Linked DNA regions of Mus musculus: regions 1, 2 and 3 are each linked to region 4. Evidence: chromatin loops called from intact Hi-C (ENCODE). Cell type or tissue: heart. All regions are shown on one strand. Region 1 has its middle 61 kb from the start of Ccng2. Region 2 overlaps Septin11 (septin 11). Region 3 overlaps Shroom3 (shroom family member 3). Region 4 has its middle 38 kb from the start of Gm36764.

Evidence for each region. A loop is a pair of places that touch in the nucleus more often than their neighbours do. Peaks named below come from ENCODE experiments on the same cell type or tissue, not always from the same donor. Only the 100,000 strongest peaks of a DNase experiment are listed, where the experiment ranks them.
Region 1: a loop joins it to region 4, with 2.8 times the contacts of the local background. A loop is called at or near these places in 2 of 42 quality-filtered maps.
Region 2: it touches region 4 in a loop (2.7-fold over the local background); 11 of 42 quality-filtered maps call a loop at or near these places.
Region 3: it touches region 4 in a loop (4-fold over the local background); 10 of 42 quality-filtered maps call a loop at or near these places.

The regions. Positions count from the first base shown.
Region 1 is chr5:93,324,487-93,332,486 of GRCm38, reverse strand. No RefSeq gene overlaps it. Among named protein-coding and RNA genes, the nearest start is that of Ccng2, 61 kb to the right of the region's middle. In heart, a CTCF peak has its summit at 4,246 (motif pointing left); a DNase peak (open chromatin) is centred at 4,246.
Region 2 is chr5:93,159,946-93,167,945 of GRCm38, reverse strand. Septin11 (septin 11) reads right to left here. Exons shown (of 10, transcript NM_001009818.2): 6 at 6,700-6,796; 7 at 5,654-5,822; 8 at 2,565-2,697; 9 at 259-446. Among named protein-coding and RNA genes, the nearest start is that of Ccni, 43 kb to the left of the region's middle. In heart, CTCF peaks have their summits at 1,942 and 4,204 (motif pointing right); no DNase peak of the experiment used is centred here.
Region 3 is chr5:92,724,335-92,732,334 of GRCm38, reverse strand. The region is part of intron 1 of Shroom3 (shroom family member 3); the gene reads right to left. Among named protein-coding and RNA genes, the nearest start is that of Shroom3, 45 kb to the right of the region's middle. In heart, CTCF peaks have their summits at 3,878 (motif pointing left) and 6,237 (motif pointing right); a DNase peak (open chromatin) is centred at 3,874.
Region 4 is chr5:92,966,609-92,974,608 of GRCm38, reverse strand. No RefSeq gene overlaps it. Among named protein-coding and RNA genes, the nearest start is that of Gm36764, 38 kb to the left of the region's middle. In heart, a CTCF peak has its summit at 3,879 (motif pointing right); no DNase peak of the experiment used is centred here; H3K27ac peaks cover 437 bases.

The DNA of each region.
Region 1 (8,000 bases), 360 kb before region 4:
TCCAGAGTTCAAATCCCAGCAACCACATGGTGGCTCACAACCATCCGTAAGAAAATCTGACTCCCTCTTCTGGTGTGTCTGAAGACAGCTACAGTGTACTTACATATAATAATAAATAAATCTTAAAAAAAAAAAAAAAAGATGGCCTAGTCGGCCATCACTGCAAAGAGAGGCCAATTGGACTTGCAAACTTTATATGCCCCAGCACAGGGGAACACCAGGGCCAAAAAGGGGGAGTGGGTGGTTAGGGGATTCTGGGGGGTGGGTATGGGGGAACCTTTGGGATAGCATTGAAAATGTAAACGAGGAAAATTCCTAATTAAAAAAAAAAAGAAAATGTAAACGAGGAAAATACCTAATTAAAAAAAAAATTTAAGTTAACCAGGGGCTATCCAAGATTTTTAAGTGCCTCACTAATGATTCTGGGTTTAGGTTTCCATATAGGATAGTATGAGAGCAATCAAAACTTTAAAAACCATTTAGGGGTGGGGAGCCTCAGGGTTGGGATCAGACATGGAAGGACTGGGAAATGAGTGTGATCAGGGTACATGCTGTGAAATTCTCAGTCAATAAAAATATGTTGAAAAAAAAACTGACAAACCACAAATCTAAAAAGATTAAAATAAAATTCAGGGGGCTGAAAAGACGAGTCTGTGGTTAGGGGTGCTTACTGTTCTTGCAGAGGATACAAGCTCCATTCCCAGCACCAGGGCATCTCACAATCACCTGTAATTCTATCTCTGGAGAACTGAAAAGCACCTGCTCCCAATCTTTCAGACACACACACAGAGAGAAAGAGAGATAGCGAGAGAGAATATTAGTAAAATAAAATGAAAGTTTGAATCCTGGTCATTCTTGATGAAAAAGACCAGAAAGATTTTGTTTGTAATTTGTGTTCAGTGCAAAGGCACCTATATTAAATAATGATTTCTGTTGGTTGCAACAATATAGGAATTGAGATATGTTTATGTTTCAAAGGCTAATAGTATAGAGGTATATCTCCTAAGGTATTCCTGTACCTTCTTTTCATGTAACTTTATCATAAAGTAGTGGACTATGGATATCTGCATATCTCTGGCTAGTCAATATAGTTCCTGTTCCCATTGCTGTGATAAAATACCCTGAGAAAACAACTTAAGGGAGAAAAGGTTTGCTTGGATTCACATTTGAGGCTTCAGTCAATCATCATGTAGACATCACAGCAGGAGCTTGAGGCAGCCAGTCACCTTCTATTCATGGTCAGGAAACAGACAGTAATAAATACATGTGCTCAGCTCACGCCCCTTTCTGCACAGTTCAGGATCCCAGCCTAATGGAATAGTGGGATGGGGCTACCCAGCATGGGTAGGCCTTCTCACCTCAGTTAACCTAGGCAAAATCATCTCCCTTAGGCATTCCCAGAGGTTTATCCCAGATGATTCTAGGTCACACCAAGTTGACAACTGAGATTAGTCATCACACAAATTTCAAAGGAATTCCAAGTGAATGATTCTAGTTGGGGACGGAGGCAGGAAATGGACCCACTGACCCATGTAAATATGTAAATGAAGATAAATGTTATGTGAGAATATTTCTCAACTCATGAAATTGTCAGCAAAATGTACTTGGAAATTTTTTAAGTAGAAGGATAGCTGGTAACTCATTAGAATTGACTAGAATTGTCAGTCCAAGGACCACATGAAGCTTTAACTGCCACATCAAGGTCTGAAGCAAGCAATATCAAGACATAAGATGTTGGAAATTTTGATTCTTCACTACCAGATTTAGTTGCACTCAAAGTCCTATACAGAAGCATTTGATTATGATCTAGAATTCTGTCTACATGGACACGGGAACATTGAATACATTTCTAGGTGCTTCTAGATTTTATGGCAGGAGGAATTCTACACATGGAACCCCACATGGAACACAGTAAAGAGGTCTTCTTACCCAACTAATCCTACGTGAAAACAACACAGACTTGGGAGCTCAAATCAACAACCATTGGGGCTGAAGAGATGGCTCAGGGTTAAACCACTGGCTGCTCTTTCAGAGAACCTGGGTTCCAGCACCTATATAGTAACTAAGAACTATCTGTTATTCCAGGTCCAAGGGATGTGATGCCTTTTTTTTTACACATCCACTAGCACCAGGCATATACTTGATACATAGACATACATGCAGGCAAAACACCAACATACAACATACAAAATAAAATAACTTTGAAAACTGTTGGCTATCCAATACCAAATTGTCAACACTGGAACAGGTATGAAAACATACACACAAGTAATGTCCCCAAAAGGCCATGAGTTAAAGGATCGGATGCTAACCCAATATGCTACTGAGCTATTATGAAATCTTTAAGGAGGAGGGGTTATCCAGAGGAGGTTAAGTCATTAAGGGTATGCATTTGAAGAGAGGAGTGTGACTTCAGCCCCTATGGTCTCTTTGGTTGCTGGCAACCATGAAATATGCAGCTCTTCCTGCTATATGGACTCACCATGGAATAGTGGACCATCAGAGGCCCCTATCTACCTTCCCCATTTATAATCTCAAGCACCATATTCCGTGCAACATTGTCTACAATATAGGTGTAGGGAATTCTGGACATGGCCTCTTGCTTTGCACAGCCATAAGGAGGTAGTTTGTGTTGAGATCTGCCTTCTGCTGTCCAGAGCCACAATGACCTGCACCCCAAAGAGAATGCTATGGTTACTGTGAATGGGAAAACAGCAAGCGAGGGTGAGGAAAAGAGAGTGTGATATTTCTTGTAAATGATTTTCTGAAGTACCAAGTTATGCAACTAGGAAATGCAGAAAAGCCAAAAGAAGAAAAGGTGGTGAAATAAAAATAATGTGAGGGCCAGACAATATGCAGAGAGTGAGATACCTTGTAATACTCAGCCCTCAAAGAGATGTCTTTATCAAATCCTTCCCATCAGGGCACAGGGTCTCCTGCTGAAGAGGAGGCAGACAGAGTGTAAGTACCAGACAGGATGGTAAACACCAAGAAAAAGGAGACCATCTAAAGAAAACAGGGCTGGTGCACTTAAGAATTCAGAGACTGGGCTGTGGAGATGGCTCAGTGGTTAAAAGCACTGGTTGCTCTTTAGAGGTCCTGAGTTCAATTCCCTGCAGCCACATGGTGGCTCACAACCATCTGCAATGGGGTCTGATGCCCTCTTCTGATGTGTCTGAAGAGACCAATGATGAATACATTTTAAAAATAATAATTCAGAGACTGAGGCAGTGTACACATGTTGATCTATATGAGATGAAATCCTAGAGCTACGAAGAGAAGTGGACACAAGCCTCTAGCCCTAACCAAGAAGCTATCTCCGATTGATAATCCCTCACAGAAGAAAGTCTCCCTGGAGAAACAAACAAATCTAAAAGGTGGTCCTCATGCCCAGCAGTAGATACCAACACAAAAAGAACCCCATAGCATCTTTGGTCCTTGTCTAATAATATCCTGTCAGGGCCTTTCCCCACCCCCTTTTTTTTAAAACTTTATCCTTTTTTAACTTTATTTTTCTTCTCTCTCTCTCTCTCTCTCTCTCTCACACACACACACACACACACACACACACACACACACACACACAAAAAAAAAAACAAGTCCTTTGAGTATATATTATAGCTTTCAGGTTTGTGTTTTCATGGGATTCCTGAATATGAGAACAGGAAGTTCTCCTCTTCTGGATCTATTTCTTGTACCTTTTCTCCAGCTCTTTTTCTTCTGCTTGTCTTGTCATATTCAGATGTGTTTGTTTCTTTTTCATCTTCTCTTATTTTACTTTATTATTATCCCTCTGTTTGTTTTCTACTGAGTGACAGAAAGGAGGTGGATCTGAATGGGAGTGGCAGGTAGAAGAAGCTGGGAGAAGTAAAGGGGGGGGACCATAATACGGATTATCAAATTGGAGGGGGTGAGCTATTTCAACTAAAGGGAAACTGTTGTGAAGTTCAGGCAGGCTGAACAATCTTGAAGACATGTGAGGTTATTGTAGCTCCTTTTCCAGTTTCAGGAGTACCCTCAGTACAGATCTCTCCATCTTGATCTCTAGTTGAGATGCATGCGTTCCCATACATGTAATTCTATGTCTTCAAACGACTTCAAGTGGTCAAAGCTCAATTTTCGTTGATTTCATTGCTAATGAATTTCCATCTGTTGAAGGGAGAAGCTTCCCAATTTAAGCGCCGTCCAACTAACCCAGGGACCATACAGCTTTGCTCTATGTGTGATTGCTGCCACCTGCTGGCCAGTATGCTGATCTCAGTCACAGGATGCCAAGGGCTGCTTGGGCCTACAACTTGCAGTCCGGGCAGGTAAGGATGCCTACTCAGAACTACCTGTATCTTTAGAGATAGAAAAGGCATAATAAGCAGCTATTTTCGATGGATTTGAGAAGATCTTACAGACCAAATTATCTTCCTTTAAGTTAAAAAAAAAAAGTAAGATCAACTGCTCTTCTTTTTGGACCTCAATGGGTCAAATAAACAAGTGACAGCTTCCACAGACATTTGTTAACCTTGGGCACAGATTTGTCACCATGTTTCCAGGCTGTGACTCTTCTACCAGTTATGGATGGCTGAGGCTGCTGAGTGACAGTGCTCTGAAGACTGAGCCGCTTTGTGGAATTCCTTAAACGCACAGCTCTGTTGACCCTGTAGGTTCCTCAAACTAATCCTGTCCCACATTCCCCATTTTGGAGAGTGGCAGTCACAATTGTACTGCAGACCTAAAGTCTTTTAGGTACATTTTAACACTTGGTCACATCTACAGCCTATCAGGAGACCAAGTTAAGGTTAAATGTGGCAACATAACTCTGTGACAGAGTGAACATGATAACATGTCATTCTCTTCTTTATAGCACCAGAATGGCTCACTGCTGGTCACTTTATAGCCCAGGAATGTCTAGGGAATCATAGTTCAGTGAGACAAGGCACTTATGATGTTGAATCAGAACCTGCTGGAACTCTTGCCTCACGAGGAATGCTCCCAACTCTGCACATATCAGCATCCCATGCTCAAGAGGCCATGAACATAGGTACGTTGCATGGTCTCCAAACCCACATGTACTTGTACATTCCTGCTGTGAACTTGTCTCAACCTTGGGGATCTTATTGAAAATTTGAGGAGATGATATTCATACCAAACTCAAGACAAGGGTGCCTTTGTTATAGCTTATAAAACTATGAATGAAATTTATTGCTACAGATTTCTATCTCATTCTGAAGACGGATGAATTATCACTATCCAGGGAGGAGTTGGGACCTCTCAACTTGGTCCAGGAATTTACCTCTATGACTTCTGACAAATGCCATTTATTCCATGACTGTCATAAGAACATGAGGTCTACCAATAGGCCTAGGTATTACCAACACCTGAAGCCTGATGAGGCACTGCCAATGCCTGGGCAGTGTCCATTTCTCATCAGCTGCCTGCTGGAAGGAGCTCTGAAAATTCTCAGACCAGCAGGCCTAGGAAAGGGCATAGGGATGTACTTGTAGAATTTTATGTCATGTCTATAACCCACTATAAGACCAAGTGAGTATGTGGCACATCATTTAGAGCTGGTGGCTTCCAGAGCTTCAGTGCAGACTTCAGAAAACAAGACTGTTAACACAACATCCTGAATGTTTTAACACGTCCCCAGTCTGGATATTGTATGTTGTGATGGCTAGTCTTCTGTCAAATTAACACATGCTATAGTTTTCTGAAAGGAAGGAGCCTCAGTTGAGAAGATGCCTCCATAAGATCTCACTGTAAGGTATTTTCTCAATTCGTGATTAATGGGAGAAGGCCAAGCTCATTGTGGATGGTGCCATCCCTTCACTGGTCCTAGGCTCTATAAGAAAAAAGAATGAGCAAGCTATGGGGAGCAAGCCAGTAAGCAGCTCCCCTCTGTGGCTTCTGCATTAGCTCCTGCCTCTGGGTTCCTGTCCTGACTTCCTTCAAACATCAATACTGAAGTGTAGGCCAAATAAGCTCTTCCCTCCCCAAGTTTCTTTGGTCATGTTTTATCACAGCAATAGAAACTCTAATTAAGACATATGTGCACTGATGACACATCCATACAACAGTACATCCCTGGTAAGAGGCCACGTGGGTCCAGGAACTAAAGGGTAAGAAGAGGAGTGGTCCAATTTTCCCTCCGTTGAGTATTTTTAGGAAACACTGATTAGAAGAAAACAGATCTGGTTTTTCTCCAAGCTCCAGTTCTCACTGGATGGTCTCCTTCCTTCCTTTCTCTCTTTCTTTCTTCCCTCCTTTCTTTGGTTTTGTTTGCTTGATGGGTTTTTGTTGTTGTTGTTGTTTGTTTTTTTCTTTCTCTCTTTCTTTCTTTCTTTCTTTCTTTCCTTTTTTTTTTTCTGAGACAGGGTTTCTTTGTGTAGTTCTGGCTATCCAGGAAATCTCTCTGTAGATTAGGCTAGCCATGAACTCAGAGATCTACGTGCCTCTGCCTCCCAAGTGCTGGAATTCAAAAGGTGTTTGCCACCACCTCCCAGCTAGGATTTCTTGCTGCTATTGACCCAGGTTAACTCATGACTTTCCTGGACCTAGAAATCTGTTCATGACCTCCAACAACATCTCCACCATTCCTTAAGGAAAGGTTCATCATTAAGCATCCAAGACTCAGGCAATCAGAGAAACCCAGACCAGTAAGGTTAGATTCACATTTGGGCTGTTGGTTGCCTTGTTGAATCTATAGTGATCCAGGCAGCTCTCCACAGTCTTTGCTTTTATAGTACTGGGGTTGGTGTTAGTCAGGATATCATACAATCAGGATGAAAAATAAAGGGCTATGTGGTTTGAACAGAAATGGTCCCCTATAAACTCACATGTTTGAATATTTGGTCTACAGGGAGTGACACTATTAGGAGGTGAAGCCTTTTTGGAAGAAGTGTGTCACTGTGTAGAAGGGCTTTGAGGTCTCATAAATGCTCAAGCTAGGCCCAGTGGGGTAGTCTCTTGCTGCCTTCAGATCAAGATGTAGAACTCTCAACACCTCTAGCAATATGTCTGCTTTCCTGCCATGAAGACAATGGATTAAACCTTTGAACTGTAAGTCAGCCCCAATTAAATATTTTTCTTTATAAGCATGTCCATGGTCATGGCAACTCTTCACAGCAAGAACACCCTAAGTCAGACTATTTCACATAAACCTTCTTCTAAATACTAATAGCTTTGATTTTCTTAGAAATGTTAGATCTGGACCCTAGATCAAGTAAGAAATGCCAAACTAAAGCCATACTGTACCCAGAAAGCCAAGCTCAGAAGAAATGATCCCCTGAGTTAACCAACTACACCTTTCACAATGACAGGGAGAAGCCCCGCTAGGTGGATGACTCTACCACACAAATCCATGTGTGCCATAAATTGCTTGCTGCTTGTGAACATCAATCTCTGTACTATCCTTGGATATGCACATAAAGGACCAACCATAGTCTTCCCAGTCTCTAAGCTATAACAGAACCCCAAACCTGCTGAATGGCAGCATTGGTATGCAGAAGACCAGGTCAAGGGTAATAGGCCTGCTAAACTTTCTTTTTCCAGAAAGTAAGAAAAGGCCACTCTCAAAAGACCCTCCCCTTCTGAAAGCTATATGAAATCTTAGACATGCTGGAATATGTAAGATGTGATTTAAGAAGGAGGAGGTAGGAGGAATTTTCCAAGGTACATCAGCTCATTATTTTGGCCTAGCTAGGCTTGTCAGAATATGTATTTTGTCTATCACCTCCTGTGGGTCCAGAAAGCTGTACAATTGGGGGAGCTGGTTTGGAGCAAGAGTGAGTTCAGACACATCCAAACCCTGAAAATCTCATCCTGAGACAAGCAGGGGTAGGATTGCTTCTTCCTTGCTCTGAGCCTGCATGTTCCAGTGCATGTGACAGTTTTGACCCCCATCTCCACCACCCTTGAGGTAGTCACATAACCTGATGGCCAAATTACAGCTTAAATGCCCTCTCTCCCTATAAGGACATGTCCAGCAAGCACCTGGAATTCCTCTTCAT
Region 2 (8,000 bases), 190 kb before region 4:
CCTGGTATTGCTACAGAAGCTCACAGGCCACTGCTATCCTGATTGTTTGGTCACCATAGTGACGCAATAAGTTAATCCTTTGTACCCTTTAAAAAAAATACCTCTAAAACCTCTGTCATCTTCCCTGCACTGTAGAGAAAAATACTTGCTTCTATTTTTCTGGCGATGGCCAGTTTCCAGTCTGTAAGTAGGAAAAGGTAGACATGCAAGAGGAAGAGATTGTTAGCGGTCCCCAGGAGGCGGGCGACACCTGCTTACTTTTTCTTATCCTTGTCCTTCTTGGTTTGCTGGGCCCCAGACTGCTGGGCCTGGGATTGCAAGAGCTGAGCCGCCGCCTTCTTTTTCTGGAAGTTGCTCACCTCCTCCTCAAGCTCCTTCTTCTTATCTTCCACCTTCTTCTTCTCCTCTTGGTGAGTCCGCTTCAGGAGGTCGAACTTCTCATGAAGCTGGGAGGGAGAAAGGAAAATCGGCGTGGCGAAAGGAAGGAAAATCCATGTGAGCCCGTGCAGATTCAGAACATGCAGCCCATATCTGCGCTTGCTTTGTGGTGGTTAGAAAAGCAATGGCCCCCACAGGCGCATAGATTTGAATTCTTAGTCATTAGGGAGCCATCATGGCACTACATGACAAGGACTAGGAGGTGTGGCCTTGTTGAAGGAAGTGTCCCTGGGGATGGCTTCCAGGCCCCTCTCTTCCTGCTGCCTGCAGATTCACATGCAGAAGCCTCAGCTACCTCACCAGCACCCTGTCTGCTGCCTGCCTGCCTGCCTGCCTGCCTGCCTGCCTGCCTGCCTGCCTGCCGCCATGCTCCCCTCCCTGAGGACAATGGGCTAAGCCTCTGAATGGTAAGTCAGCCAGCCCCCAATTAAATGTTGTCTGATATAAGAGTTGCCATGGTCATGGCATCTCTCCACAGCGACAGGACAGTAACTAATTCAAGTCTGACATATCTGGGTGGCTTATGGAGGAGGAAGGTGCAGATGCTGAGCCCTAAGCATTTTCTGTCATTTGAGTTCATCAGGGCTGAACCCCCTTGGGCATACTTAGTGACAATAAGGCATTTATTTATTTATTTATGGTTTTCTGATTCTACGGCCCTGGCTATCACTAAACTCATTAGAACAGGTTGGCTTCAAATTCACAGAGATCTGTCTGCCTCTGCCTCCTGAGTACCAGGACTAATAGCATACACTACTATACTGTGAAATAAGGCACGTTATTTTTGAAACCATAAAGATAGATGGCCAGCAAGGTGGCTTAGTAGGTAAAGGTGCTTGCTGCCAACCCTGACCCAAGTTGGATCTCCAAAACCTACATGGTAGGAGAGAAAACTGATTTTTGCAAGTTGTCTTCTGACCTACACACACACACAATTTTAAGTGATATATTTTTCTTAAAGCATAAAGAAGGCAAAAATTAACCATAAGCCTAATAACAAAGTCACCCTAGAAACAAAAGTGGATTCTTGTTTCTGGGCCTTAGATAATTCAGCGTTCATGTACAGATATTATTCCCTCTCTTTCTATACATATGCGTACATATAAGCTTAGTTAAACACACTGTTTAAATAATAAAATGAATAATTATTAGCTTTTGGCAAACAAAATCCCTAATCATGGGCACAGCTCAGCGGTAGAAGGTCTACCATGCAGGTGTGCGGCTCTGGCTTCTGAAACAAACAACAAAATAGTCAGAAAAAGGAACAGAAAGGGGTTGGGGGTGGGATTGCCAAATTCCAAATTTTATCTCATCACAACTTGGTTAAGGTCAGCCAATAATACTCAATTTTCTTTTCTCCACAGCACAACCGTTTTAAGCACTCTGAGTAAATGGCCTCTACGTTCTACTAGCTTCTTTAAAAATATTTATTTTCAATGTGTATATGTTTTGCCTCCATGTATGTCGGGGCGCCGTTGTGTCTGGTACCCACGGAGGGCAGCAGAGGCCATTGGATCCCCTGGAGTTACAGATGGTTATAAGCCTTCATGTGAGTACAGGCACTTGAAGACAGGTCCTGGGGAAGAGCAGTCCTAATGACTGAGCCATCTCTGCAGTCCCAAGTTTCCTCAGTCTTTAAAAACTAAAGTAAGTTGCAAACATTATTCTGCAGAATAATGCACAGGGAAGTGCGGCTGGCCTAGGTGGGGACCTGGGTGGAATGAGAAGAGATGATAGCAGGAAATACGCTGGAATGAGGGCAGTGTGGGTGAGCCCATAATGCAAAGCCTCCACTGGTTAGCTTGTTTAGTTGGCTGAACCCCCAAAATCTCACATTTGAAGACTTATAAACTGAGGAACCTCAGAGCTGAAAAGACCACGTGATCAGTTAGAGAACTAAGATCTGGTTTTAGCCTTATCTACTGCAAAAATCACTCAGCTTTATGGCCCTCAGTTTACCATCTGCTAAATGGGGACAAGAATATCTGCCAGCATTCCTTGCCTGGTGGGGAAGCTGCTCTTGTGGTAACGGGGAAGGGGAAGCACTCTGTACCACTGTGAAGACTCACTAACCGCAGCATGCTGAGAAAATGCCAGCGTCCGCTCCTAGAGGACAGACAGCTCACCTCTTTTTCTGCCTCCTTGAGCTCCGCCTCTTTCTCCTTCACCCTCATGACGAACATCTGTCTCATCTCCTCCTCTTTCTTCTGTAGCTCCCCCAGGAACTCGTTCCTCTTTGCTTCGTAGGTCTCCTGAAGACTATTAAGAGTCCGCAAAGCAAGACAGGGCATAAGACAGCATCGTACATCCCACTTCACGCCACTTCTCCCTCTCTGGTTCCAAAAGAAAAAGCTCAACTGCTGCTTACCACACTGAAGCTCAAACCAAGAGTTTTATTCTTATTTATGCCAACATGACAGAGACAAACACGTCCAAAAGCATAGGGCAACGCCGAAGGACTACAGCTCATCAGCCAGGTTTCGTGCAAGAGCAAGTCAGCCTAGCATCACGGGTGAAATGACAGGAGCTGGACTCAGACAGAGCTGTAATTCTGGCCTCAGCAACTGGCTGACCTTGGTAGGCACGGCTCTCCAGTCCCCTGCACAGGGGTTTCAGGCACAGTGACACTCACCTCCACAGGATAAGATCGTGCAATTGAGTCAGGCGTCACTTGAGGAAGGCATCTACTCCTCACCTCCCACTACCCTTCAAAGGGCAAACAGGCTTAGCGAGAAGTCCACCTTCTAAAGCCGGGGCTTTGGGGTAGAAACCCGCGATGGCTCAGGCCACGGTACAGTTTCTAGTGGTGTGGGGAGGTGTCTAATTTTCATTTTGAATCCTGTACTTTGCCCTTCTGCAGAACTCAGAGCCTGAGTTTCATACTGAATGTCATACTCAACTGTTTCAGAACAAAGGCATTTATAGAGAAAGCTGTGACGAGACTATACAGTCAATAGATCTGAACCGCTAAAGAAAGTCCTCTTGCTAAGTCTAATTTGTTCCCTGATCTCACCCAGAGGGGTTAAGGACACGAGTAGTGGCAGGGTCAGGACTTGAACTTGGGTTCCTTAGCATTCCTCAACACTGGTCCTGGCCAATGCATTCAACTTCACAAAAGCTTGTTGTTTCACTTTTGTGCATAGAAACAAATACTCTATTAAAAAACAAAACAAAACAGTTTTTTTTTTAATTATCTTAATAAGCCTAGAGTGGGGCTTACTTTATGGGGTTATCATCTGGGAAATTCATTGCAAGTGCAGACGGACTTGCTACACCTTCACAGAGTCATCCTATCTGGTTGGAGATAGTTTCACAAGCCTGCAGGACTTAATGAAATGATACTAAGTTCATTAGAACTTAACCTCTCGGATAGAAGTCCTTTGTGTGAGATTTGCATTTGTTCTCACCAAACACAGACATGATTATGGGAATGCACAGTTGTACCATGCGGGGAATCAGCCCAGAAGTACTGATCTTTCTCCAAAGTGATTCCAAGAGAGAACTCCTCCACCAAAGGGCCATTCAGGCCTGGGAGGAGACTGCCTCAGTGAGCACTGACAGACAGCCTTAGGTTCTTTGGCCAGCCATCAGTTCGACGGCTTGTAGATTTCAGAGTATGTCCTAGGGATACCCAAAAAAGGTGGAAAACTGGTTGTTCAAAGGCACTGTGGCTTTAATCAGAAGAGGCTCAGAGTCCAGACAAACCTCACATTGGCGCAACTGAGGTTCCTATTTAAGAAATGGCTTGGGCTCAAACTGGACAATCCCTTCTTCTACCAGGAGGTGGCAACCTTCCATAGTGACTCAGAGTTATCCTTCCATTCATCCCAAACTTTCTCCAACAATGGGGGGGGGGGGGGATGTGGGGTGTGAAAGGAGGACAATTGCTAGGGTGCTGAGTCTACCTTCCCCACCCCTGCATTAATTAATTTATTCATTTTACATCCTGATTGCTGCCCCAACCTCCCTATCCCCTGCCCTGAGCCTACTTTTAAAGTGTTTTTTTTTAAGATTTATCTATTTATTTTATGTATATGAGTACACTGTAGCTGTCTTCAGACACACCAGAAGAGAGCATCCGATCCTATTACAGATGGTTGTGAGCCACCATGTAGTTGCTGAGAGTTGAACTCAGGACCTCGGAAAAGCAGTCAGTGCTCTTAATCCACAAGCCATCTCTCCAGCCCCCTCTCCCCTTTTAAAGTTTTTTAAAATTTATTTTTATATGTATGGGTGTTTTGCCTGAATGTATGTTTATGCTCCACAAATGTGCCTGGTGACCAAAGAGGCCAGAAGAGAATGTCGTATCCCGTGGGGCTGAAGCTGGCCTTGAGGCACCATGTGGACGCTGGGAATCAAACCCAGGTTCTCTGTAAGAGCAGCCAGTGCTCTTAACCACTTAGTCGTCTCTCTAGCCACAATTACTTTTCTCCTCGGCACATTTTGGGTGTCCATCCATCTGTGATGTGGGAAATCATATACATTTCCTAGGCTTTTTCCTTTCCTACCCTCTGTCAGAGCGAGCTGTACACCAGTGAGATAACAAGAACACCTGAGGGCTGGAGACGTGGTTACACTGCTGGTTGCTCTTCCACGGGACCCAAGTCTGGTCCCCAGCACAATCGTCATATGGCTCACCTATAATCCCACCACCAGGGGATCTGACTCCCTCTTCTGGCCTCTGTGGGCAGACACTTGCACACACAGACACACAAACACAGGCATACAGACATCCTTGCATGCTTTATAATGAAAAGATACCTGAAAAGCTAAGAGCCTTAGAAAGTCCAAACTGTTTAAGACAAATGAATGGGGGCAAATGTCACCCAGCAGCTGCATCCTGTGAGGGTGTGGGACAGGCACTAAACCCCACAAAGTCAGGAGCTAGGGCTCAGGAACCAAAAAAGCAAGGATTCAGAACAGCCTCCTTTCCCTAACTACTAGGACTTTAGGAGGTTGCTTACACTTTCGGCGCTTTGAATGCTAATACTTGTAAACACGGGCAGCAATGCCAATATCCACAGCATCACCTAGCTAAGATGATAATGCAAAGTGGTTATTGCCCGGCAACAAAGTGGTTTTCCTAACACCCGCTGATTAACCCCACCTCACCTCACGCCAAGCTACTGAGGTAACAAAGCCTCATAGATACATAGTTGCTCTCCAGCAACCCTTTCCATGGTGCAGACACACCTGTCTGCTGTGTAGCTCATACCTGAAGGGCTTGCTGTCGGGGTCCGTGTCCTTGAAGCCCATCTCCTCAAGCTTGCAGCGCCGATACAACTCGTAGTGGCGAGTGTGCGTCTGCTCTCGCAGGTCCTCCATGTTCACTCGGATCAGCATCTCCCGCAGCTTCACAAAATCACAGTGGTTTTCGTTCTCAACTACAAGAAAAATGAGCAAAGGAGAGGAAGGCCATCAGTAGTGACTTCACTGAGAGGCAGGGTGACGCTCCAGAGGGGGTGTCGCCACCCCTCTTAAGATCTAAGGTCCAGAAAGCATAGAGGATGTCTTGCTAGCTTCTCCCTCCATGCTCAAGGAAGCCCAGGCGAGGGTGGCGGAATTGATGCTGCGGAGGGAGGGGCTTCACAATCTTTCCTTTAGCTTTCAATCATTCTGCCTGCCAAATGGTGAGTCTTCTCCTGCAGAGGCAGAGTCCGGGTTTGGGATGCAGCTGATGGCCCAACATCTGGGTAATAACATCTGGCTCCAAGGTCAGCCCCAGGGCTACCACTCCAGGCTGTGCCAGCCCAGCAAGGCAGTGCTTAAATACCACCATTCTTCCCAATGAGCAGATTTCTGCTGCAATAGCATTTCCTTGGAAAAACAACTTTCCCAGATATGAGAGAGAAACAAGTTCTTCCCAGCTATCTAATGCTTTGCTATGAGACAGGTGCTGAGGGCTACTCTTTGTGAAGAACCATTTCCTAATTTTACTAATTTCTTAAAGAGCCCAGCATCTTGAGGGCCCGCCTCCAGCTCGGGGCTTGTAGCTGCCTCTCAGTCTGTCTACCTGCCCTACTGATGACCATTTCTTTCTTCCTCACATCCACGGTGGCTTAGCTGGGGGGTGGGGGGGGGGGGGTTTGCAGGAAGCAATGAGGGGAGTGGGAGTGAGGGAAGTGGGGCAGACAGCCTCACACATTCCTACATGCCCCGTGTTGACACCTTCTTCCACATCGTGGGGCAGGGAAGAAATGTGGCTGTCATTTCTTCATCACGGGCACTGGCATGGCGTCCCTCTCCCGTGACAGGACATACCCTGCACCACACCCCAAGGGTACTGCCTGGCCTTCGCCATCTTGTTGCCAATCTTGACCTCTTCAGTACTGCCGACCACTGCGAATGGGAGATGGACCTGCCGGGTGACAGAGAGGTAAATGGTTATCACATGACACCAATCAGAGCTCCTGTCCCCATCAGAGAGGGGTCTTTTTCCTCAGAGGCAAGAGAAAAGGGGGAAACATGAAGGAGAGCCAGGAGGGACTATGGTCTGGTAGATGTCCTTCATGAATCATAGTCTCCATGATCTTGTATTCTAGCCAAATACAAGCTAGATTTGAGGAGCAACCTGAGCTTGACCTGCATGTCATCTGTCACAGCTGACACTGCGACACTCTGCATCCATAGGGTACTTAAAACATGGCTTGTGGAGGAGGACAGGAGACATGGGTCAGTGCTTAAGAACATTGGCTGCTCTTGCAGGGAGAGCACATAGTGGCATTTCACAACTCCAGCTCACAAGATATGATGCCCCCTTCTCGCCTCTGTGGGCACTGCACGCACATGGTACATAGATACACATGCAGACAAAATGCCCACATGTGTAAAATAAAAATAAGTAAATCTCTGGTTGATGGCTCAGAGCATACACAGGCTGGTCCAAGGACTCTGGCACATATGTCGCAGAGGGTTGCCATGTCTGGCCTCAGTGGGAACAAATGCACCTAATCTTGCAGAGATTTGATGTACCAGGGTTAGGGGTAATGGGAGTGGGGGCTGCCCTCTCAGAGGTAAAGCGGGGATGGAAGGAGGAACTCTGTGAAGGCAGACTGAGGGTATAAATAAATTAATTTAAAAATAAGAAAATCTTCCTACACACACACACACACACGGTTAGGGTTAAGGGTTAGGGGTTAGGGTTAAGGGTTAGGGGTCAGGGTTAGGGTTAGGGGTTAGGGTTAAGGGTTAGGGGTCAGGGTCAGGGTTAGGGGTTAAGGTTAAGGGTTAGGGGTTAGGGTTAAGGGTTAGGTGTTAGGGTTAGGGGGTTAGGGGGTTAGGGTTAAGAGTTAGGGCTAAGGGTTAGAGGTTAGGGTTAAGGGTTAGGGGTCAGGGTTAGGGTTAAGGGTTAAGGGTTAAGGGTTAGGGTTAGGGCTAAGGTTAGGCTTGTGGGATCAAGATGCTCACTTTTAAATTTCATTTCCTTTTAATTGATTTATATTCAAATTTAAAATGAAAGCAATGGAAAGTATCTTCCCATTAAATATTAAATTTATTGATTAGTAGGCCTTTGCATTTCATTTAGCTTTGAGCTCAAATCAAATCTTAAGAAAAGAGAACAG
Region 3 (8,000 bases), 240 kb after region 4:
TGCTCTTCCAGAGGTCCTGAGTTCAATTCCCAGCAACCACATGGTGGCTCATAACCATCTGTAATGAGATCTGATGCCCTCTTCTGGCATTCAGGTATGCATGCAGGCAGGATGCTGTATACATAATAAATAAATCTAAAAAAAAAAAAAAAAAAAAAAAAAGGAATGAAATCAGGATACCCTTCAATGTGAGGGGACCCTTAAAAGCCTGTGCTGAAGATAGAAAGGTGGCTCAGTTGTTAGGAGAGCTTGCTGGTTTTGCAGGGGACCTGACTGGGCTCACTGAACCCATGTCAGGCAGCTCACAACCACCTGTAACTCTAGCTTCAGGCTCTCCACTGGTCCCTCTAGCACCAACAAGCAGGTACACACATCCTTCCTCCTCTCTCCTCTCTCTCTCTCTCTCTCTCTCTCTCTCTCTCTCTCACACACACACACACACACACACGTGCGCGCACACACACACACACACAAGTAAAAATAAAATAAATAAATTTAAAAATTTCTAATTAGAGGCCATAGACACAAGGCCATAAATTGTATGGTTACACTTACATAAAATGTGTGGAACAGGCAAACCTGTGGAGACAGGCAGTAGAGTCTAGTAGGTGCCAGAGGCTAAATGCAAAGGAAATTTGGGGAATAACTGCTAATGTGGCGCCTTTTGGGGAAAAGAAAATATTAGGTAGTTGTGACATTTGGACCAATCTGAGTATAGACCAAGATCTCTTGACTTGTGCAATTTAAAAATGTGAATTTAATTTTATGGTCAGTCTCTTTGTTTGTTTGAGACATAGTTTCTCTGTATAATCCTGATTATCCTGGAACTCACTCTATAGACCAGGCTGGCCTCAAACTCAGAGATTTACCTGCCTCTGCCTCCCAAGTGCTGGAATTAAAGGTGTACACCACTGCTTGACAAGTTATATCTCCTTAAAACATAAAGCATGAAACTTTATTCAAGATATATCGAGAGATAGAGATAGAGATAGAGATAGAGATAGAGATAGAGATAGAGATAGAGATAGAGATAGAGATAGAGATAGAGATAGAGATAGAGATAGAGATAGATATGGATCTCAGTCCGAAGTTGTCACTCCATAGAATAGCTTAGCATGCAGGAGGTCCTGGGTTCCTGCATTCGTGTGCTTGTATACAGGCTTGTGTTTTCATTTTTACCAATATATCTAGAAGAATTCCTGCTTATATAGCAAATCTATGTAATTGCATCTATCTAAGGAATCCCAAAGGGATTTCCAAAGGGGCTGCGTAGGGTAACTCAGCTTCTAAATTTTTCCTCAAACATTCAACTTTTAGCATTTTTTTAAAAATGTGAATTAAGCAATTCTTTGTTTCTCTCTTGTCTTTGATTTTAATGTAGGTCATAGTTCCTCATTAATCTCAAGATGGGCCCCTACTCCAAGCAACAGCACACTTGACGTGAACACTTAATACAGTGTGTGTCACCTTTTAAAGATCAGTGTGTGGCCCAGGTGAGTCAATCTGAGTCTTAAGTCCCTGATTTGTCCTTTACTCTTAATATCCTTCCAGAGTCTATCAGCTAGGCATAGCGCTTTTATCTTTGTGGGTATCCATCATATCAAGCCTTTTCAATTTTAGTGTGTGTATGTTTAAGGATGGAGGTTGGGAGAGAGGGAGGCAATGGCTGGGGGGAGAGAAAGAAACAGAGAAGAAGGAGCGGGAGAGACAGAGACAGAGAGAGACAGAGAGGTCTCAGGTACTCCACACCAGCCTCAATTTCTTAGGTAGTAGAAGCTGGCCTTGAACTCATGATCTTCCTGCCCCCACCCCCAGATCAAGTCGTCTTTCTTTTAAAGGCTTTAGTCATTACTTACCCGGTTTCTTTCCTCTTCAAAGCCACTTTATCTATGACTGTGATACTATAGAGTTATACCCCAACCATTATACATTAGAATTCAAACCAGCAATCAGCTTCCCTGTCTCCTACTCCTTTTAAAGATGGGAACTCAGTGGGTAGCCCAGGCTGGCCTTAACCTTAGAACTCTGGTGCTCCACGCTGAGACTGATAGACATGTACTGCCTAGCCAGCTCCCACCCCATCTCCTACAGCCAGCATGAACATCATTTTCGCTCCCTTTCTGAGGTGAAATATACAATCAAAATGTCTACGAAGGAGTCAGGAAGGGCTTGACAGTGTGATAGTTCTACAGAAGGTCCCCAGAACACAAGGAAAATCAGGAATCAGATGCAAGGTTAATTAATCTCTTACTCTAGTCGCCCAGCTAGGCTAATGTGACTCAGCATACCTGCTTGCCTAAGGGGATGGTTACAAGAATTTGATAAGACCTGATAGAGCTTTGGGTAGTTCCACAGCATTGTAAAGGAAGTCCATTATAACCCAACCCAGCTTCTTCCTTCCCAGTACTTCAGCAAAATATTAACTAACCATGTTCCACCCTAGATCTATAAAGCTTTCCACTGTTGAAAAAAAATTTGGGTTTACCCAGGCATGGTGGTGCATGTCTTTAATCACAGCACTTAGGAGGTAGAGGCAGGGGCAGGAGCAGGGGCGGGGCAGAGGCAGAGGCAGGTAGATCTCTGTGAGTATGAAGCCAGCTTGGTCATCATAGTGAGTTCTAGGACAGCCAAAGCTACATAGTGGGATCCTGTCTCAAAAGAATTGAGTTAGTGAGGCACCCCTCACTAAGAGACTTTGCAGCACCCTACTATCATACTAAGTCCCCATACTAAGGACCAGTGCAGCCTTCCACTCCTGTCTCAGCCTGTTAACCAGGCCAGGTAGCCACAACTTACATAGCAACTACCAAAAAGACCAGCAACCTCAAGGGTTAATCCATCGTTTTATGCTCTCTAGCTTGCAGAGGGGACAGCTCTAACAGGGCTGTGTGATGCACCGAGGAACTTTGACCCACATTCCAGATCTACTTTCTGCTCTCTTTACTCGGCTGAGAGAAGGAGGGAGGTCTGCTCTGGAAACCAGGGCCCCCCTCCTCCCTGCCTTCTGAGGTTTCCACTTCCAGATGGTTTTCTTAGGAAACTCGCTGGATAATATGGAGGATAAAGGTTATACAGGATGCGATGAGACCATCAAACATCTAGAATTCACACGTCAGTCTCCTTCTGATGCATACAAACCATTCAACCTGGTCCTTGAGTTTTTCTCTTAAGCCCTTCAGTTCTGTTTCCACTGTGCTGGATGTCCCCAAACTCCCTGGAGAAAAGGGATCTTTTAATGTAGTACCTGTGCCAGCTCCCCTCCATGTCACGGTTAAGGTCTCTAATGGATCATTGACCCACAACCCGGCTTCTTCCTGACAAATCGTTAGAATCACCATCTCCGGCTTTGGATGCTGGTCCCGTCTGTGTCTGCTTCCATCTCACTTTGTGCTCAGCTCCCACTCTCTACCCCCTTCTTCCTTCCCAGCCTCACCAACCTCAACCAAGGAGCAGAGCTTCCCAACCCACAGATCATGTCACTTGTAAATGGACCATGTCTGAAAAGACTGGTAGCATACCCGTGTCCTGTGAGATACGTTGGGTGAGCATCACCCACCAAACATCTACAACTCACATCCTTTCCTATTCTAGAAGGAAGTTTTCATCTCATAAAGCACACAGCTACCTCCCTTGGACCCCTAGCTTATGGGTGAGAAATGGTTAATCACGTAAGGTTTTGGGGATTGGAAGAACAGGGAAATCTTGGTAATACCATGTGCATTATTCTAGGCACATTAAGGCCTCATAGGGACCACCAAAGTAGCAACAAACGGAAGCCATTTGGCATCTTTCTTTTATAATATGATGTAAGTTCCAGAATGCCAGCTCTTCCTAAGGGGAAAATAGCAGGCAAAGGTCTTGTCTTCTGGTGCCACCTTGTGTTTGTGAGAGGAACGAGTGAATGTGACTGCAGGATAGAGCTTGGAAATTCTTCAGTCCAACTTTGATTCACAGATAAATGGAAGCTCAGACTGGAACCAAGGACAGCCCCTTCCCCACCCAACACACTTTCTCTGCAACACACACCTGTCATCTGCACACATATGTCTTCTACCTGGCAGCAAAGGTCAGTGTGCACAAATGCACAAATGCTTCTTTCATTCAGTGAAACATACATTCATGTGTGACCGGGCCAGCTCACCATAAGAGCTAGCACAGAGCACTGGCTATGGATAAGGTGCCGTGCTTCGCACTTTTATAACTCACTGAGTTCCTCCAGTCTCCCTAAGGACAATAACTATTGTTAACCCCGTCTTACTTTTAAGGAAACTGAGGTTTAGAGGGGCAGAGTAACTTATCCCAAGGTACACGAGTGTATTCTGGCAGAAAAAGAATTCAAATGAGTCTTCACTGGTTTGGTCTGCATTTCTCACTATCATTATTTACCACACTGACTTTGTCATATGAAGCTTGATTTCCACAGGAAGGTTTCAAACCAGGAGAGATCCTGAGAGCCCATTCAGTTATTTACAACCATTTCCATCTCTATCCCATGCTGGTCTCCCCTTGCTCCACTAAACTAATATAATTTAATACCTGTGCTTTCCACAATGTGGTTCTTGGACCAGCAACTTCAGCATCATGACAGATCTATTGATGCTTAGATTTTGGACTCACAGCTGTCATAACTGTGAACAATAAACAACTGCTAGTTACGAACTGCTCAGTCTAAACTACTACACTACTGTAACAAGAACTAGAAAACACAACCAGAAAGTTGAAAGTAGTCAAAGAAACTGAAGAAAATGCAAACAAAAGGGGATCTTGGGCTGGAGAGATGGCTTAGTGGTTAAGAGCACTGACTGCTCTTTCAGAGGCCCTGAGTTCAATTCCCAGCAACCACATGGTGGCTCACAACTGTCTGTAATGGGAGCTGATGCCCTCTTCTGGTGTGTCGGAAGACAGCAACAGTGTACTCACATACATTAAACAAACAAACAAACAAATCTTTTTAAAAGGGGGGTAGATCTTACAAGAATGGATCAAAGGCAATAATATTAAGATGCTGACATTCCCCAAATGGATCTATAGATCCAGTGGAGTTGCTACCAAAATCCCCATTGGTTCCTTTGCAGGAATTGATAAGCTAATTATAAAATTTATATAAAAACTCAAGAATATCTGGAAAAGTCCTGAGATAGAAAAAGTTGAAGGAACCATACTTTCTGGTTCAAATTTTAATATTAAGCTAACATTCACCAAGACATTGTGCCAAAGGACAGACAGACATCAAGGCACTAGGATGCAGAGATCAGAGCGAACCCTCGAATTTATAACTAATCTCTCAGACCTCGGGTGCTCCTGAGAGTCCTCCCCATTCCTGTGATGAGGTGACAGTAGGCCTTGAGAGCAGTCTGCCCTGACAGTCTACACCAGTCAATCCCCACACAGGCTACTTGGTGCATCTAGAGTCACCTTTCGATTGTCTTCATAACATTACTAGGATCCTCTGCAGCCTTCAGTTTTTCTCTGTTTGATCAAACACATTCCAATGAGCTTTCTCTTTTATTCTTTTCAACCACTGTTGCCTAAAGTTATGTGAAAACATCCCAGTTATCATAAATTACAATTTTTCATTTATGTTTATTTGTCTGACATTAATAACATGAATCTATGTTTCTTTTGTTAATATTCATCTTTTGTGATACCTAAAACAAATTCAAGGCCAGTGTGTGTGTACATGTATGTCTCTGTGTGTATGTCTCTGTGTGTATGTGTGTATTTTAAATCAGACATTTTAGATGATGTATTACATAATATCTAGAGCCAGTGAGATGGCTCCATTGGTAAAGATTCTTGCCACCGAGCCTGGCCAGGAAACTTGAATTGAATCCCCAAAATACACAGTGTAGAAGGAGAGAACGAACTCCCACAGTAGTCTTTTGACCTCCACACAAACACTGTAGCACAGACAAGCCCCCCTCCACATACACACAAAACAAAGTTGTTAGTTCAAAAGATTCAATCTGATAATATTCAAGGTTTCAAATAAAAATCTTAGGAAACGAGGAACTGAATTTCCTTAACCCTTAATATTCTGAGACACATGAAGGGAGCGTACATCTATCCAGGGTCCTAACTTCACAGTGCTTGTAAGGGGTGATGCAACTCCTGGTTCCACGACTTGAAATCTGCCTAATATCTGGGTTACCTCAGGCTGGTGGGCTGCAAAACACAAAGCTCTGCTATACAGAATGAAATGCAATATTCTTTGTGCCTTCCCTCATGTCCACTTGAGGGCGCCAGTGCTCACAGTATGTAAGTCCTATGACCAAAGGATGAAGGAACTGTATATTATTATAGTGATTATTTGCAAGAAACATTGGAAACTCACAAATGTGTATTTCCCATAGCCCACCAGTCACGTGACACCAAACAAACCACTTCGTCTGGCTTCTACAAAGTAGTGGTGATGTGTAGACACTGACAGTGATGGAGTTGATGAAGATAGAACAGACTTTAGAAATGAGGGAATATTAGGGTATCATTTGGAAAAAAAAAACAAATGCTTACTCTGTACTAAATTTTATATTTGGAAAATAGTTCTCTGTTTTTATAATACAAGTATTAAAGGAAGACATGAGGTGGATTTCTACGCTTAGCAAAGAGACGTGAGTTTATAATGGTGAGCTCTGCCTCTCTTCAGTCAGCTTGTGATGAGCAGAATCTATCAGAGCATCACAACCTCTCACACTCCTCTCTTCCTCTCTGCCCTTACCCCCACCTCTCTGTTTCAGGTCCTTGTTTGTCTGGTTTTTATGAATTCATGGATAAGACCAAGGAAAGAACTATTGTGTTAAACCTGAGAGCTGAGCCAAAACCGAAGGAGCACCCTGAGATATGAGGAAGGGGGTGTGGTCACAGTCAGTACCTGCTCATGGCTTTGGTTTTATTGTTTGTTTGTTTGTTTGTTTGTTTTTTGGTTTTATTGTTTTTGTTGTTGTTGTTTTTTGAGGTAGGAATCTCTTACATAGTCCTGTTGTGGAGTTTACAGGGTCGATCAGGCTGGCCTTGAACTCGCAGAGATCCATCTGCCTCCGCATCCCAAGTCCAGGGATTAAAGGCATGCCACTCGTGGTTTTAAACAAAGTTTTAGTAACTTGGGACAGAAGGAAACCTCCTTAACAATAAAGAACATCTACAAAAAAATCTCCCACAAATATTATGCTTTAGAATTTATAAGATCGGCTCATAAGATAATACATGAAAGGCAATTATTATGTATCAATGGCAAAAATAAATAAAAAAATAAATCAATTATTTACTCCAGTAAAGAAAATATCTGAGAGTAAGTCTAATAAAACATATACATAAGACTTTTACACTGATAACTACAAAATAATACTGGACAAAACTAAAGAAGCCCTGTACAAATACAGCAATGTCCTTGGATTGAAATACTCAGCAGTGCTAAGATGATAATTTTTTTATGAATCAACACACAGACATATCACAACCATAATAGGATCCAAGCATTCTTTTTGTTGCAAATTGATGTTTCTAAAATACATATGAAAATGCAAAGGACAAAGAAAAGCAGTTGAGCCAATTTTAAAAAAAATTTATTAGATATTTTCTTCATTTACATTTCAAATGCTATCCCAAAAGTCCCCTATACCCTCCGCCCACCCTGCTCCCCTACCCACTCACTCCCACTTCTTTGCCCTGGAGTTCCCCTGTACTGGGGCATATAAAGTTTGTAAGACCAAGGGGCCTCTCTTCCCAATGATGGCCAACTAGGCCATTTTCTGCTACATATGCAGCTAGAGACACAAGCTCCGGGGTACTGGTTAGTTCATATTGTTGTTCCACCTATAGGGTTGCAGACCCCTTCAGCTCCTTGGGTACTTTCTCTAGCTCCTCCATTGGGGGGGCCTGTGTTCCATCCTATAGATGACTGTGAGCATCCACTTCTGTGTTTGCCAGGCTCTGGCATAGCCTCACAAGAGACAGCTATATCAGGGTCCTTTCAGCAAAATCTTGCTGGAGCCAATTTTTAA
Region 4 (8,000 bases):
CCCGGGGAGTGGCACTATTTGGAATCGTGGACTTGTTGGAATAGGTGTGTCATGGTGAGTGTGGGCTTTAAGCCCCTCACCCTAGCTGCCTGGAAGTCATTCTTCCACTAGCAGCCTTCACATGAAGATATAGAACTCTCGGCTACTCCTGCACCATGCCTGCCTGGATGCTGCCATGCTCTTCCTTGATGATAATGGTCTGAACCTCTGAACCTGTAAGCCAGCCCCAATTAAATGCTGTCCTTATAAGAGTTGCCTTGGTCATGATGTCTGTTCACAGCAGTAAAACCCTAACTAAGACAGCCATATTGTATATTTTTTTATATGACTTCTTTTGTTTGACACAGTAGTGTTGCATGTAGTCCATTTTGTGCCATGTGCCAGTATTTCATTTTGTGTGTGTGCACGTGCACAGCTGTTCTGAAGACTTTTTTCCCTTAGCTGACAGTGGGACTGTAGTCTAAATGACCTATTGCAAAGCTGTGTGGTGGTGAGGCACGCCTATCTTAGCACTGGGGTGGCGAAAACTGGTGGATCTTTGTGAGTTCAAGGCCAGACTGGTCTACAGAGATAGTTCCAGGACAGCCAGGGTAACACAGAGAAATCCTATTGTCTCAAAACAGACTAACAAATACCCCAATTAACGAACCAACCAACCAACAAAAACAAACAACCAAAAAACCAAACCTACTGCAAAGTAGAAAATGTCACAAGTCACAAATGCATTTGATGTGTCTGAGTTTCCAAGCATTAGAGCTTAGGCCAACCTACTTTAAATGTATTGACACCTACCCAGTAAGTGGTGGCCCCGTGGTCAGAGTGTGGGAGGGTGGCAGGTCACTGTCAGTGCCCAGCATGTTGCAAGGGTAGCAGTGGCCCTGAGGAAGAGATTAGAGTTTGAAGCACAGATGTCTACTGAATACTTGTTATAAAATCAAATAAATCACTAAGTCATACACTGGGGACACGGCATGTCTATTTCTCTGCAATAACTACCTAAATGTGTAGTTGCTAAATTGTAAGGTAAATACATGTTTCATTTTTCTAACAAGTTGCCAAACAATTCTTTCAACTTGGCTCACGTGCTCACCCAAGACGTAGAACCCCATTCTTTAGCTTATCATACTAGCCATTGTAGCAAGTAAAACAGAATCCCACTTGGGCTGAAATGATCACGCCCCCCACCAGTTAAAGGTTGCCCACTTTTATATGCCTGGCAGCTAGGAGCTCCCTTTGAGACACGGCTATTCCTTAAAAAAAATATTTTATGTATATGAGTACACTGTATTTGTCTCAGACACGCCAGAAGAGGGCATCTGATCCCATTACAGATGGTTGTGAGCCACCATGTGGTTACTGGGAATTGAACTCAGGACCTCCGGAAGAGCAGTCAGTGTTCTTAACCACTGAGCCATCTCTTCAACCCTTGTCTAAGCTCTTAAAGTTATTTTCTTTTCATTGCTGACTCATATTAATCAATAACATAAAAATGAGGTTTTTATGTAATTTCCTGTAAAATACATGACAGGGCTCAGCTCACTATCCCCAAATGCATTGACATTTGAGAACATTTGAGAACAGGAGAAGCAGGCAGGTTCCTCTGACTTTTCTCGTGATGATTTCCCCTCAAGCAGGGCCTGCAACAGTTCTCTGACTTCCCATGAAGTGGGTCACAAGATGGCCTCAGAAAAGTACACTCTATTCAGAGTTCTGGAATTAGGGGCATGAGCCACCTTGGTGGGTGTTTTCATCTTTTCCATAACAGTAGCTATAGCCAGACTAACAAGTATTAGGAAATACCTCATTGTGATTTGAATTTCTGTTTTCACTCTGTATGTGTGTGTGACTGTATATGCTCTGTATATGTGCAGCATGTGTGTGTGTGTATGTATGTGTGACTGTGTATGTGTGCAGGTGCAAGTGTGTGCTATGTGTGTGACTGTATGTATGTTTTGTATGTGTGTGTGCAGGTGCAATTGTGTGTGTGTGCAGGTGCAATTGTGTGTGTGTATGTGCATATGTGTGTGACTGTATATGCTTTGTATGTGTGCAGCATGTGTGAGTGTGTATGTGTGTCGCTATGTATATGTGCTTTGTATATGTGTGCAGGTACAAGTGTGTGCTATGTGTGTGAATGACTGCATGCTTTGTGTGTGCAGCTGCAAGTGTGTGTGTATGTGCATGTGTGTGTGATTGTATATGCTTTGTATATGTGTGTGTAGGTGCAAGTGTGTGCTGTATGTGTGACTGTATATGCTTTATATAAGTATGCAGGTGTGTGCTGTGTGTGTATATGTGTGTGACTGTGTGTGTGCTTTGTATATATGTGTGTAGGTTCCGTGTGTGTGTGCATAAGCACATGAGTATACTTGAGGTTGATACTGGATGTCTTTATCACTCTTCCCTGTCTATAGTCACTGAAGCAGAGATAAGGGTCATCTCCACTCCTCTGCATTTGAGGACCCAGCTCTCTCGACGCTAGTTATGGGAACCACTGTCCTTCTGCATGTTTCCTGTTTTGTCGTCGTTCATTGTTTCACATCAGTGCTTTGGACCTGACAACTTAACTTTAGGTTTCATGCTCTCGTGTGCTTTGCTGTGAGGAACTAGCATCTCCTCCCTTCAGCTTGAAGAACTCAGTTTTGTTTTTTCATTAGGGAAAGCCTCGTGGTGACACTCCATCTCCACTTTTCTTAGAGGAGTCCTCCTCTGGTTGGAACTAATTTTACAAGAAGCCTTTAAAATTTGCCTTATTTTTTTATTTTTGTTTATTTCAGAGGGCTGTAGCTACAGACGTGTGGCACATGTCCTACAATGTCCTTTTGAATCCTATTATGTCTTCAAAGCAAGAAACATTCGGTAGGATGTGTAGAGAAGATTCAGGGAATATGATTTGAGAAAAGAAACCAAAGGAAAAACTGGAAGAAAAGAAGTTGTTATTCTCAATGTGAAAATAAATACCTCTTTAAGGGTTTTAACTACATAAGGCAAAAGTGCTTTGGTATGGGCAGTTCCCTCATAGTTTTAATAACATAAAGGCATGGCCAACGGTATGGAACTCAAAAGGAGCCAACAGTATGGACCATGGACACCTTCTGGACATACTATAGCAAGTTCCAACCAGAAAATCATAGTCATTTGTGAATGAAAGAGCAAGAGTGACTAGTATAGAAACTGAAATAAAAATAAGTTCACAGAGAGATTCAGAAGATGCACACACACACACAGAGGCACGCACACACGCATGCACACACACGGACGCATACGCACACACAGGCACGCACAGACGCATGCACACACACATGCACACACACACACAGAGGCACGCACACACGCATGCACACACACACAGGCACGTACACACGCATGCACACACACGCATGCACACACACGGACGCATACACACACACAGGCACACACAGGCACGCACAGATGCATGCACACACGCATGCACACACAGAGGCACGCACACACACATACTAGTCAGGTAAGAGACAAAGATTGACAGATACACAATTTCACATATCAAACTAGACCTTATCTTAATCTGTTGACTTAAGGACTTTGAGTTTTACAAACTCTATAAAGTTCATCTGAAAAAAAAATAGAAAATTGGTGTGTGTGTGTGTGTGTGTGTGTGTGTGTGTGTGTGTGGAGAGAGAGAGAGACCCTTGTTCTTTCAAAAAATATGGTGTCTATTTGCTAATGCCTTCTTATTATTTTTTATTGTGTAGAAAATTGTTCCTAGGGGTCAAGAGGTACAGAATTGTAATGCCAAGGTAATGCTAATACCAGGAAACTAGATTTGTGCCAGTTACCAATGTATTGTCTCTCAGCTTCAAATACATGTTCTTTAGGTTAAGCACAATTTTCAGCGTTCTCGGTAGAGGGCGCTAGAGCAGCGACCTAGAAAGACTGCAGTTACTCCTCTATTAAAATGGGGTGGTGCCCGTAAACCCTTAACAATGGAAAATGTGGCTAAGCTGAAATGTATGTGACTCACCTAACATCGAATATCTAACTCAGCCTAACCTGTCTTCACTGTGCTCAGGACATTAGCCTGTACTTGGGCAAAACCCATCAAACACAGTCCTTATTTCCCGAGTGTTCAGCTCATGTAGTTTATTGAATGCTATGCCCAAGGTAAGGGGCAGAATAGTTTCGCGAATATACTTTTGTACCATTATAAGGCCAGAAAATTATAAACTGTGAACTGATTTGTAGGTTGGAGTCAGTCTGTACTCTTGCTCTCTGTGCCTCTGCCTACCGGGTCAGTTTTGTGGCCGTGGGGACATTTGATGGGAGTTCTCAGCTCCAACTGTATCCCAATATAGGTTTTCCCCAGCCACCCTATAGCTTCAGTCTGTTATCTGGGCTATGTGAATGAATACACGCCTGAGCTCTGAGAGATTCTGCTTGCCTGAAACCCACAGGACTCCCACTGAACAGCTTGCTTTTCTGTGGACCCTGTTAGCTGTGCTGGTAGGCTGCATTTGTTTGCACTCTGAAGGTTTGTTTCCTGCTTGCCTGGAGTGGACAACCTGGTTGAGCTCATGCAAATCACCTCCCTGCTATGTGATATGAGTTCAGTTCTCCAAGATCTGAGCATCCTTGGGGGTGGGGGAAGGGCACTTTTGGCTCTGTTTTTCCTTGGGTATTTAGGGTTCTTACATAATTTCCTAGTATACCGTGGTCATTTGTTCTCCTTACTTAACATGTCCTTAGGTTACACTTCACCTTTCAGACTGTTGCTTTAGACAGCAACACTGATGGCTTGATGCACAGCTGCCTTCCCGCTTACAGTTTATATATAAACCAGCACCCGTGAGTCAGTTTTTTTTTTTTTTTTTTTTTCTGTCTAGTTTGGATTCGGAGGGTCTGAAACTGGGTTGGGCTCTCACTTCTCAAAGGAAATGCACACACCCTTTGCTTCAATAGCTAGACTCTCAAGAGTGTAACTCGTGTATGTAGTCAGACTTGAGAGCAAGCGAGGTCCCTATTGAAGAGGCCAGTGGTCATCCGTTTGGCAGGGCAGCACTCAAGTTACTAAGCGTGTGACAATTCAATTTTTGGGAAAAAAAATAATGATGTACCAATGACGTAAGTCTTAGTGACAAAAACAAAAATGTAGCTAACCTGAGTAAAGATGCCATGGCTTTGAACTTCTGTGATTCTTATTTATTATAATCTTTAAGACCTGAGATTTCACATGTTCATGCTAGCCTTGTGATCCTAACAACAGAAACTGTACCAATGACCACAGCTGTGGCTCTTACAAGTTAAGGCACTCCAAAAACGCTAGAGGCAGTATTAAATCCCAGCCTACCCTGGTGTCTTATCAACTGGCAGGTTTGGTTGTTTGGTTTTTTTGGTTTTTTTTTTTTTTCGAGACAGGGTTTCTCTGTGTAATCCTGGCTGTCCTGAAACTCACTCTGTAGACCAGGCTGGCCTCGAACTCAGAAATCTGCCTGCCTCTGCCTCCCAAGTGCTGGGATTAAAGGTGTGTGCCACTATTGCTCGACTGGCAGTTTTAAGGAGCATCCCTGAGGATTCTGAGGCAGGTCGTATTTTGACCACACTTTGAGAAACCATGAGTTGGCATCAAATGAGCTCCTATAAGAAAAGTAAGGTTTTGGGGCTGGAGAGATGGCTCAGTGGTAAGAGCACCCGACTGCTCTTCCGAAGGTCCGAAGTTCAAATCCCAGCAACCACATGGTGGCTCACAACCATCTGTAACAAGATCTGACGCCCTCTTCTGGAGTGTCTGAAGACAGCTACAGTGTGTACTTACATAAAATAAATAAATAAATCTTAAAAAAAAAAGAAAAGTAAGGTTTTGTCAAACAATCAGAATAAGTTATTTCTTTACCCGTGGAATAGCCAATTCAAGCGAGATTAGATTATAGTAAATGTGGGTTTATTGGGAAGTTGCTATTGGGTGGGCGAGTTTTCTGGCCTCAATGAAGGAGGCCAGAGGAGTCACCATGAAAAGGGAGAGAGGAGAGGATGAAGAGTGAGTGTGAGGGGTGGGGGTGGGGGTGGAGGAGGCCAAAGTGTCTGGATTATATAGAGAAGAGCCTCTGGGGCTAGGGCAGCCCAGGCTCTGAGCTGTAAAGTTGGGAGCAGGCTTTGTCAGATAAGTAGTGAGGGATGCTGGGAGAACCTGGAGGCCAAGTCTGTCTTATATGTAAAATATGTACCTCAGCCCCGGAACCACATACAGGGTAGGTAAATGGTTCGTGTATCTCTTTATTGTATGAATGGTCATCTGATACTTCATCCAAGAGTGAAGGCTGTATATCCTTTGCCATTGATTTCTGTCTTCATGTGTCCCTGATCATTTTAGGCCTGCTGGAAATGAAGAAGTGATTTCAGATAGTCCTTTTTTTTTTCCTAGTAGGAAGTTGTATAAAACCTGTTTCTACCAAAAAAGAAAAAAAGAAAAAGAAAAGCTAAGAAAGAAAGAAAAAGAAAAGCTAATTTTGAATTAGCAGGCTAAAGCTGAGTCATATCAAGAAATTAAAACTAGAGAGCAACGAAGTTTGGAAACACAAAAATAAAAACCCAGTATTTTCCAAAGTATCTAGGAAAACAAAGTTAGTAATTTAATGCAAGATCCTTGAATACTTCTGCGTGGACAGGAGAGGGGCTCCCAAGGCTCCACTCCTGGCTGAGGGCGCTGTTGATGGTGGCTGGGGGTAGGAGTCATTTTGGGGTGTGTGGCCAGTGGTAGGTTGCCCCACCCCCACACGCAGGTGGGCAGCACTAATTGGATAGGGTGGGTGGGAGGGGACATGAAGAGGGGGCTCAGAGAGGCTCAGGGGCGGTGGGAGGATAAAGGACATAGTTTATATGTTTGAAGTTCTTGAACAATGAACTTTTTAAAAAAACAGATCTGTAAGGTACAGTTAGAGCATTTAAGGCATATATGTCCTTTTTAGACTGAGTGAGTTTCGGTCAGATATTAAGAGAGAAACAGGGAAACCGGCAGGACCCACCCTTGCCTTCTCACCTCAATGGCAGCTGCTGATTTGGCCCGCGCTGGCCCATTTTGCTGTACAAAGTGAAACCTAGAGTGTACCCCGGGGGGGGGGGGGGGGGGCAAAGGAAACTGTTCAGTGTCTTGGAGAACTCTGTGGCTCCTCCCTCATTCTTTAGGGGGAAGGCAGCTCCCACCAGGAACAGCACCAGGGACTCTGAGTCAGCTGCCTGTAGGGACAGGCTGGAACTTCCCAGGTGACCTGACTGGTCACAGGACGCACTCTTTCCTGGAACTCCCTGGGTTTCTGGTGTATTCTTAGGTCACCGCGCCCACCGTGAGTGAGAAGCGACAGGAGCGAGCACTCTGTGAGCCCTGTGTTCTGATGCCCAGGGGGAAGGAAGACGCCCAGGGGGAAGACATGACTGTCATCTCTGTTCTGTCTCCGAGGAGGACCCTGTTAGGAGGAGGTTTCTACAGTAAATGAATTTTTTTTTTTTTAAATAGTGAGAAGAGAGAACTGAAAAGGAATGAAAACGCAGGCCTTTCTACTTGGAGGCATTTAAAATCTACTTTGAAAGTATAGTGGTTCTTCAAAGTGCTGGGGTCAAGTTCAGCACCAATGAAGACCAACCACATCCACCCGTGAATCAGATTTCACAGTCCCACGGGCACCTCACTCATTTCATTGTAACCGGGGAAGGATATTGGTAACAGCAACAGAACAGATGCCATGCTCTGGAGGGTCTTCAGTGGTGGCCTAACAATGTTCCAATATTCCCTGTCACTCTGCTGTGAAATTACTTATGTGTCTAAGTCAGAGAAGTCATCTTGACAATGTGTGGTTTGACCCCAGTCATCCTCAAGTGTTTCTACTTGCACGTATGAAGGCAGAGGGCAACCTTAGGTGTCCTCTCTCAGGCTGTCTCCCCTATGTTTTGGGGTAGGGACTCTCGCTGGCTGGCCAGCAAGGCTGGGGTGTGCTTGTCCCCACCTCCCTGGTGCTGGATTACCAGTGCCC